Regions from separate parts of the Homo sapiens genome. Here region 2 is linked to region 1. Evidence: read pairs that join two places in POLR2A ChIA-PET (ENCODE). Cell type or tissue: MCF 10A. All regions are shown on one strand.

The links. Peaks named below come from ENCODE experiments on the same cell type or tissue, not always from the same donor. Only the 100,000 strongest peaks of a DNase experiment are listed, where the experiment ranks them.
Region 2: POLR2A ChIA-PET joins it to region 1 with 11 read pairs; 7 of 35 experiments call an interaction of 5 or more read pairs at or near these places.

What each region holds. Positions count from the first base shown.
Region 1 is chr1:244,597,888-244,602,887 of GRCh38, reverse strand. The region is part of intron 17 of CATSPERE (catsper channel auxiliary subunit epsilon); the gene reads right to left. It also overlaps the pseudogene CYCSP5. Among named protein-coding and RNA genes, the nearest start is that of DESI2, 53 kb to the left of the region's middle. RefSeq lists an enhancer at 2,651-2,860. In MCF 10A, no CTCF peak of the experiment used is centred here; a DNase peak (open chromatin) is centred at 2,787.
Region 2 is chr1:244,794,075-244,799,074 of GRCh38, reverse strand. All of the region lies in intron 1 of LOC107985372 (a long non-coding RNA gene), which reads left to right. Among named protein-coding and RNA genes, the nearest start is that of COX20, 39 kb to the left of the region's middle. In MCF 10A, a CTCF peak has its summit at 2,087 (motif pointing right); a DNase peak (open chromatin) is centred at 2,074.

The DNA of each region.
Region 1 (5,000 bases):
CCAGTTTCTAGGGATCTGTATGTATAATGCACTTCCTTCCTGATGGCCATTTCCGCGTCTGTATATCTTACCGTACCTGACTAAAGCGAATCCTCAGGACCCTTAAAACACCCAGAATATCTGTTCCTGAACTCCCTGCAGGGTAACAAAGAAATCCTGCCCCACTGTTTCCTCTAGGGCTGCTTCTGTGGCACTGAATTCTAGTTTGGGATTGGAGCGTGATAGACTCATCATCAAATGCTAGTAAGTGTGGGGCAAGCCCTGGGACTCTGAATCCAGCTGTGATGACTTGGGTTCCCAGCTAGATCACACTCCCAGGGCTGGCTTCCTTCTTATGAGTGTTGGACAGTCAGTCTATTGTCCTTTTATCGGTAAAACTCTGCCGAGCCTTGTACCTGAGCCATTCCCTATAACGTTAAGGCATTTATTGTAATCCAGAGACCTAGACTATGGGCTAATTTCCCGGTGGCCACCCCTGCCGCTGATTCTCAAAGCTTGATTGATTCAAGTCTGCCAGAGTCTCAGAGTGAGCAGCTAAATTCACCTCTGATGAATACCTGATCGGATACCTGGTTTTCAACTATGTATACTATAATTCAGTGGAACTGGACAATGGACCTTACCCATTTGTCCCTCTGTCGTTGACCTCTAGTATTCAGTTCATTATCTTAGGATAATTGGAAGTAAAAGGTTTTATCAAGTGATTCCTAGTAGCAGACAAATAAGTTATTTCTAGAAACAAGTGCTGCCACAAAAATCCCAAATAGTGCTGTTCCAGTAGACTACTCTCCCACCTCACCCTCTCCCATCCCCCACTTGTCCTCTCATCTGCCCCTTGACCTCATAGAGATTTCCAGTTCCCCAATTCCTCCTTCCTTCCCCTTCCCCTTCTTCTCCTTCCCTTTCTCCCCTTCTCCTCCTTCTCTCTCCTTCCTTCCTTCCGTTTCGCTCTGTTGCCCAGGCTAGAGTGCAGTGGTGCGATCTTGGCACACTGCAACCTCTGCCTCTTGGGTTCAAGCGATTCTCCTGCTTCAGGCTCCCAAGTAGCTGGGATTACAGGCGCCCACCACCCACGCCCGGCTAATTTCTATGTTTTTAGTAGAGACGGGGTTTCACCATGTTGGCCAGGCTGGTTTCGAACTCCTGACCTCAAGTGATCCGCCCACCTTGGCCTCCCGAAGTGCTGGGATTACAGGTGGAGCCACCGCGCCCGGCCCTCCCTGCTTTCTCACACAGCATTTCTCTCTTGCCTTCTCTTCGTTCCCTACTCAGCCCAGTCTCATGGCTAATCATCTGACCCCCAGTTATATTTATCCTATTTTTGCTGGTGAGAAATCTGTCAGTCTAGGTGACATTCCATTGTAGGTAATCTGTCTTATTTATATGACAGCGTATGTGATTTTCCCTTTTTCTTTACTGTTTTATGGCTTCATTCTGAGGTATCTGAGACTTCATGCCAATCCTCAACCTTCTGACTTGGGCCTTAAATTCTGAAAAGTTTTCATATTTTATTTCTTTTCATTGAATGTTGCCTCTCTTTTCAACGCATTTTCTGTAATTTCCCCTTCTGGAAAAAATTATTAAGCACATGTTGAAATTTGTCCTTCTGCTGAAATTGTTTCTTACCCTCTTTCTTATTTCTTTATCTGTTTACCTATTTGTATTGCATCCTGGTTAATTTCCACATCCCTCTTTTTTCAGTAATTCTCTCTCCACCTATATCTAATCTGGTTTGTAATTATGTCTAAAATTTTGAATTTAATGACTACATTTTCATGTCTAGAATTTCAAAATTTTTAAAATATGCCTACTTTCTTTTCATAGTCGTATTATTTCCTTATGATTTCTATTTTATTTTTCCTCTTTATTCATTTTTGAACACATTTTCTATATTATTCAGATTGTTCTGTTATTTTTAAGCATTTGCTTTGTGTGCTCATTTTTCAACTTATTTTATCTGCTGACTCGCCCTCATGGGGGTCCGTTTCCTTAAATGTTTGTAAATTTAGATGATCGATTCTTTGATGGTGGTGACTTTTCCAGTGAGGATCCTATATCTCTGGATTTGATGATCGATTCTTTGATGGTGGTGACTTTTCCAGTGAGGATCCTATATCTCTGGATTTGATGATCGATTCTTTGATGGTGGTGACTTTTCCAGTGAGGATCCTATATCTCTGGATTTGATCGATTCTTTGATGGTGGTGACTTTTCCAGTGAGGATCCTGTATCTCTGGATTTGCTTCTCCAGTTACCTTTGTTTCAAGGGGTTTGCTTAGGGGTTTCAAGGCTAGTTGATAGTTTTTAGCTTCATTTTTCATATGGCACTTTCTGTGACTAAACTCTATTCCTATTAGGTATAAGTTCAGATCCATAGGAGGCCTGAGGTGAACATTTTGGTGGACATCTCCCATTCTTATAGGAGGTATGTTTTTGCCTACAAATTCATGTAGGTTACAACCTTCCTTGTGACTGACCTGGGCATTAGCAGAGTTTTCTAGTCTCTCTCTCTCTCTTTTTTTTTTTTTTTGGACTAGGTAGCTCTTAATATATCCTGAATTTGTGAAAGAGCCTCTTGGCCTCACAGGGGCTTGAAAACCCAGCTTCCAATTTCTAGCTCCATTATCCTGGGCCAGTAGCCCTGGATCGCATAGGTAGGCTGAAAAGCATTGCTCTAACTTTCAGTTCTCTCTTCGCTTCTGAGAGTCCGCCTTCTTTCTTTCAAGCTTAGTTATGTACAAAGTATTTTTGTTATGTTTTATGCAGGATGACGTGTCTATCACGGGAGGGAGTCCCGTCACGTCCTAAGTTGAGGGAGTGACTCAACTTAGCTCAGTCTGCTATATTACTATAATCAGAATGACTCATTTCTAACCTTCCTTTCTTTATCCTCAAACTGTAAACATACTCATCTATCTTCCTCTTTAAAAAAATCCAGGTCATATTTTGTGTTTTTCTCTATAGGTAAATTCCTGTCTCTTTCTTCTATTTTCCAGCCCAAAGCTGAAAAACTGTAGACTATATTTTGCCTCTACTTGTAAACTTCTCATTGATTTTGCAAACCCCCTGCAGTCTGGCTTCTCTTCTCACCATTGTGTAGAAACTACTCTTACTTGAGGAACGGTAAGGAAGCCACTCGCTGCATCTGAGTGAGTGCAGTGAAGTTTAATGGGAGAAAGGTAACAGAGGCAGAAAATCAAATAGAACCTTGAAAGTCATTGTAAGGTCTTGGCTTTTACTCCATGATAAGGATTTCGAGCTTTGGAGCAATGTGCTTTGACTTTGTTTTCAAGGTTTTACCCTTGCTGCTATATGGAGGCAAGAGTGGAAGCAGAGAGAGCAACAAAAAGCCTGTTGTAATAATCCGGGTCAGTGGTGATGACTTGGGTCTGTAATAGCAGGCATTGACAAATAGATAGACCCAATAGGCTTTGTTAATGGATTTGATGTAGGGTGTATGAGAGAGAGAGGAGTCAGGGAGATTCCAAAGTTTTGGCCAGATGAGCAAGGATGGAGTTGCTACCACTTAAAATGGGGAAGGCTACTGGTGGAGCAGGTTTTGAGGGGAAGATCAGGAGTTCAGTTTTGGACAGGTTACGTTTGATATATCTATTGACATCTAAGTGCAAAAGTGATATATGTATTTAGCATCTCAGTGGAGGTGTCAGTCTGGGGTTCAGGAACTGTATCTGATTACATTTTATACACCACCTTGCAGTTAGATTTGAGCCATGGCAATAGGTTCTGGATAATGGGATGTGGGTCGAAACCACCTCTAGTTCTAAGCCTTTAAAACATCCCATACAATCCTCCAGTCTTTTTCCCAGACACGGCGGCAAACCAGGAGAGACCATGTCCGGACGATGTAGTTCTATATATCAGACTATGACATGGAGAGTTAGGCACTGGGATTTTAGGGTTTATTTATTACTGCAGCATAGCCTAAGCATACTTGACAGATACAAGGGGAGACGGTCAGGCTGTAGATGCAGTGTTGGGATATATCAATATATTGAGACATCCTGGCCCATGTGACTGGATGATGACATTCAAAGAGAAAGTTGAGATGGGGAAAAGAAAAGAAATCCCTGGGCCTCCGGGCATTCCAACACTAAGAGGTCAGGGAGATCTCAGAGAGCCAGATGTCAAGCTTCTGAGCGGGAACCTTTGTAGTGCGAGCAACAAAAGAGAGAATTAAATATGGGTGATGTTGAAAAAAGCAAAAGTGTTTTTGTTTAGAAGTGTGTCCAGTGCCACACCGTGGAAAAGGGAGGCAAGCATAAGACTGGGCCCAATCTCCATGGTCTCTGTGGGTGCAAGACAGGTGAGGTGGCTGGATTCTTGTACACAGACACCAAGAAGAACAAATGCATCATCTACGGAAGGAGCAATTGGAGAATCCCAAGTAGTACATCCCTGGAACAAAAATGATCTCCACTGGTGTTAAAAGGAAGGCAGAAAGAATTGGTCACTGCCTTATTTACTTAGAAACCAGAATTGTCTCATGATTTTACGTGTATTGTAGTGTCATTGATCTAATATACCAGGGTTCAGGTCATGTATGACTGGCAGAATATTTTTGTTGGGCAGCCCTGATAAGTAAGACTGGCTTCTGGTTAAATGAATATGATCAGTTTTTTTGAATTTTGACAGCAATTCGGACTCAGTAAATGCTATCCCTGTTTCCCCTTCTACAGATATGATTGAGCTTGATGAGAAACGTCCAACTTTTCACAAAGACGAGAATGCCATCCCCAAACCTACTGGAGACTGGTTTTTAATTTAGATGTGTGTAACTAGTTATATGAATATATTTTAATACTGGAAAAATTCTTGCACTGTCTCAGAACCAAGCAAGACTCACATGTTCTTTAAATTTGTGTTCATTTGCCTGTGAAAGGTAAGGGCTGAAGGTAAGAACGCAATGTTTATGTTTTTGGTCTTAACTCTGCCCAGCTAATTAGAATTCCCTGTATCTAAAATGCTGCCTTTTACTTATT
Region 2 (5,000 bases), 200 kb before region 1:
GTAGCTGGGATTACAGGCATGCACCACCACACCGGTTAATTTTTGGATTTTTAGTAGAGACATGGTTTCACCATGCTGGCTAGGCTGATCTCAAACTCCTGACTTCAAGGTGATCCACCCACCTCGGCCTCCCAAAGTGCTGGGATTACAGGTGTGAGCCACCACACCCAGCCTTTAAATGTATTTGTAAATGTTCTTGTCCCATTTTTAAAAATGGCAGTACTCAGCTGGGTGCAGTGGCTTACACATGTAATCCCAGGACTTTGGGAGGCTGAGGTGGGTGGACTGCTTGAGTGCAGGAATTTGAGACCAGCTGGATAACATAATGGCATTCCATCTTAAAAAAAAAATTGCCGGGCATGGTGGCATGCACTTGTAGTCCCAGCTACTTGGGAGGCTGAGGTGGGAGGATTGTTTGAGCCTGGAAGGTTGAGGCTACAGTGAACTGTGATTGTGCCACTGCACTCCAGCCTTGGTGACAAAGTGAGACCTTGTCTGAAAAATATTAAATGAAAAGTGAAAAAATGGCACTACTATACACTATCAGAGCATGTGGTCATTACAAAGTATACTCACTCCCTTTTAACTCTTAGTCTTAATTCCACAAGTAACTACACATTTAATAGTTACCGCTAGTTTTTATTTTGATGTCTGAATAGAGCAAAAGTTCTATTCAGGTCAGGTTCATTTTCTTTGTAAAAAGAGGAGGGAAAAACAAGACCAGTTGTGCCCATGTTGAGACGGTTTACACATAGTAGATAACAATGGCATTGTATGATGCTACTTAATACATTTCTTGAGCTCTTTTGCACATATATGTTGGAGAATTTCACATTGATGACCCACCATCCCATCTTTGTGGTTGCTGTTAATGGTGGTTAGGACAGTAGGGAAAAAGGTCTACTTTCTCCCTTCTGTTACGCTAGACCAGTTTCTCAACCTCAGCACTTTTGGCATGTGGGGCCGGATAATTCTTTGTGGTGGGGGTGCTGTCTGTGCCTTGTAGGATGTGTAGCAGCGTCCCTGGACTCTACTCACTAGATGCCAGTAGCACTCTTCCCCCTAGTCGTGACAACCAAAAATATCTCCAGACATTTCTAAATGTCCCCTGGGGACAAAATTGCCCCTGGCTGAGAACCCTGCACCCGGTTGCTGTTTTGACGCTCATAGATTGGACACGTTGCAGTTTTAAGCAGTTATCCCTGAGTAAAAGGGACTATTACAAGGTTCAAAGTCCAGACTAATGCGCTCTCATCTTCAAGCAATATTAACATTCCTTGACAGGAAATTTGTAGCAGAGAGCTAACTTTGTAACAGTTTTCTTTTTTTTTTTTTTTTGAGATGGAGTCTTGCTCTGTCATCCAGGCTGGAGTGCAGTGGCGCGATCTCGGCTCACTGCAACCTCGGCCTCCTGGGTTCAAATGATTCTCCTGCCTCAGCCTCCGAGTAGCTGGGATTACAGGCTCGCACCACCATGCCTGGCTAATTTTTGTATTTTTAGTAGAGACAGGGTTTCATCATGTTGGCCAGGCTGGTCTCGAACTCTTGACCTCAACTGATCCGGCTGCCTTGGCCTCCCAAAGTGCTGGTATTACAGGGATGAGCCACTGTGTCCTGCCAACGATGATCTTTATTATAATAATAGCTAATAGTATAATAATTAACGTAGTATAACATATTCACGCAATTCACAAAACAGTTTTCACTTATACTATTTATTGAACTAAGTGGGGATTCTTAAATCTTCCTACTCTAAAGATGAGAAAGCCAAAGCCCAAAGCAGTGAAGTGTCTTGCACAAGGTCAGCATAACAGTAAGCAGCAGAGTGAACGACAGGTTCTTGATCAGGCTCTCATCTTCATTAACTGTGTCTTGGATTATTGTCTGTCCTTAATGCACAAGAATAGACACACACACATGCAAGTTCATGCAGACAACCTTTTTCTTGTTGTTGCTAACCTTTTAGAATGGCTCTTACAATTTCCATGTAATTACATTTTATTCCAACAATAAGCCAGGAATCCACCATTAAGGGAGGTTCACGATGTTATTGCATATCCTACCACCAGGTGTCGCCATCGTATACTCACACGTGTTTCTTCCATTGGTGAATTCCTAATTCACTACATGCTCCAAGGAGTGATCAGCTAATTTATTTATTTTTTGGAGACAGGGTCTCGCTATGTTGCCCATGCTGGAGTGCAGTGGGTATTCACAGGTGTGACCACAGCGCACTACAGCCTTGAACTCCTCGGCTCAACAGATCCTCCTGCCTCGGCCATCCTGGTAGCTGGGACTACAGGTGTGCACCACTGTGGCCAGCCAGCTGATTTTAAGTAAGTGTATCCTACAGCAGGAAACAGTCCAAAGAGAAGAATGAGGATTAAAAGGTGAAGAGGACCAGGTGCAGTGACTTATGCCTGTAATCCCAGAACTTTGGGAGGCCAAGGCAGGTGGATCACATGAGCAGGAGTTCAAGACCAGCCTGGCCAACATGGTGAAACCTCATCTCTACAGTCTAAGAGCAATGTCTAGGCCAGGCGCGGTGGCTCGTGTCTGTAATCCCAGAACTTTGGGAGGCTGAGGCGGGTGGATCACGTGGTTAAGAGATCGAGACCATGCTGGCCAACATGGTGAAACCCCGTCTCTACTAAAAATACAAAAATTAGCTGAGTGTGGTGGCACACGCCTGTAGTCCCAGCTACTCGGGAGGCTGAGGCAGGAGAATCACTTGAACGCGGGAGGGGGAGGTTGCAGTGAGCTGAGATTGCACCACTGCACTCCAGCCTGGGGACAGAGCAAGACTCCATCTCAAAAAAAAAAAAAAAAAAAAGAGCACTGTCTAACCCTTTGAATGTGAGGACATTTTTGCTTCTCTATGGTGGCGGATATCTTGAAAATTATAATTATGCATGGACCTTTTTTTTTTTTTTTTTGGAGACAGAGTCTCACTCTGTCGCCCAGTCTGGAGTAGAGTGGGGTGATCTCGGCTCACTCTAGCCTCCGCCTCCCAGGTTCCAGCAATCTTCCCACCTCAGCCTCCTGAGTAGCTGGGACTACAGGCATGTACCACCATGCCCAGCTAATTTTCATATTTATTTTTTAGTAGAGACAGGGTTTCTCCATGTTGGCCAGGCTGGTCTTGAACTCCTGACCTCAGGTGATCCACCTGCCTCGGCCTCCCAAAGTGCTGGGATTATGCGTGAGCCACTGCACCCAGCAGCATTAGTGTATTTTATGTGTGGCTCAAGACAATTCTTCTTCTTCCAATGTGGCCCAGGGAAGCCAAAATGCTGGACACCTGTGGAAGGCATCTTAGCATCAAGGCCAAATGACTTTTCAGATAGTAAGGGCTGTGCTGCAGGCTCTGAGATGGAGTTTGATGGGCAGGATGTTTATTAAGGAGTGCCCTTGCGATCAGCACCTATAGAAGAGAGGAGGCAGAAACAGGAGAGGGCAGAGGGAGAAGCTAAGCTGTGATGTTGGCCAATGACAGCCTTGGCCAACCCCCGAGGAGCTCTGCCACAAATATGGCCCTTCAGAGTCTTCTTGAGTTGGGCTGAGATGGCTAGACCTTTATACTTCTGCATTTATGGGCAGTGGCTGTAGGCCACCCTAGACAAGGTGTGAATATCTGAAAGTGAATATTGAGGGCCGGGTGCAGTGGCTCACGGGGATCATGCAGCGCACGTCTGTAATCCCAGCACTTTGAGAGGCCAAGGTGAGAGGATTGCTTGAGGCCGGGAGTTTGAGACCAGCCTGGGGAACATAGCAAGACACTGTCTTTACAAAAAAAATTTAAAAATTAGCCAGGTGTGATGGCAGGTGCCCATAGTCCCAGCTACTTGGGAGGCTGAGGCAGAAGAATCCCTTGAGCTAAGGAAGTTGAGGTTGCAGTGGGCTATGATGGCCTCATTGCGCTCCAGTCTGGGTAACAGAGTGAGACCCTGTCTCAAAAAAAGAAAAAAAAAAGGAAGTGAATATTGAAATATTAATACTAAATCAAAATGGCATGCTTTGAGTATTACTGACTTTTTAAAATTTTTTATTTTTTTTGAGATGGAGTCTCGCTCTGTCACCCAGCCTGGAGTGCAGTGGTGCGATCTTGGCTCACTGCAACCTCTGCCTCCCAGGTTCAAGCAATTCTCTTGTCTCAGCCTCCTGAGTAGCTGGGATTACAGGCATGTGCCACCATGCCCAGCTAATGTTTGTATTTTTAGTAGAGACGGGGTTTCACCAAGTTGGTCAGGCTGATCTTTAACTCCTGACCTCAGGTGATCCACCCATCTCGGCCTCCCAAAGTGATGGGATTACAGGAATGAGTCACCGTGCCTGGCCCACATTTTTATGCTAGTAAGAGAGAAGAGTGATCACAGAATCATTGATCAGTCACAGTTCGTGGAGGCCATAAACATAAATAACATGGAAGTAGGCTCTTTGGCCTTCCAAAGGTCAAGACTAAACCAAGCCCAGTTAGCAGACTGGGGCCAAATGCTGAAACTAAAGTCCGATTTCCATGCATATCTAACCATTTGACCGGAAATCCCATCTCTAGGAGTTGATTCTAACTGGTGGACATATGGTGACCGTGTCCAGCATCCATCCTTCCCTTGGGGAATTTTCACCTTGGGCTGGCAGAACCCAGAGTTCCATGGTTCTCAAGCAGCTGGGACGACAAATCCTCCTTTGAAGGGTGGTCAGGTGGGGGCATCACAGTGTTGCCCATTGGATACAAGAAGTTGTCATCATCGCGGGAAGGGAGCTATGTGGGTGGATTGGAGTGACAGCAACAGAGGGTCGGGGAAAAGAAGGGGCACCACAGGGGAAGGGGTTGGGTGTGGAGGGACGGGAGGAGGGCGAGGGCAGGGTGTGTGAGAGGAGGCTACGGAAGAGGAACAGTCACGTTCTCATTCTGTCTCCCTCCTGTCTTGCTCATTCATGTGGAGGGCGGAGGGTGAACTGAGTTGGGAAGAAGGAGGGAAGAGGGGGAAATTGTCACA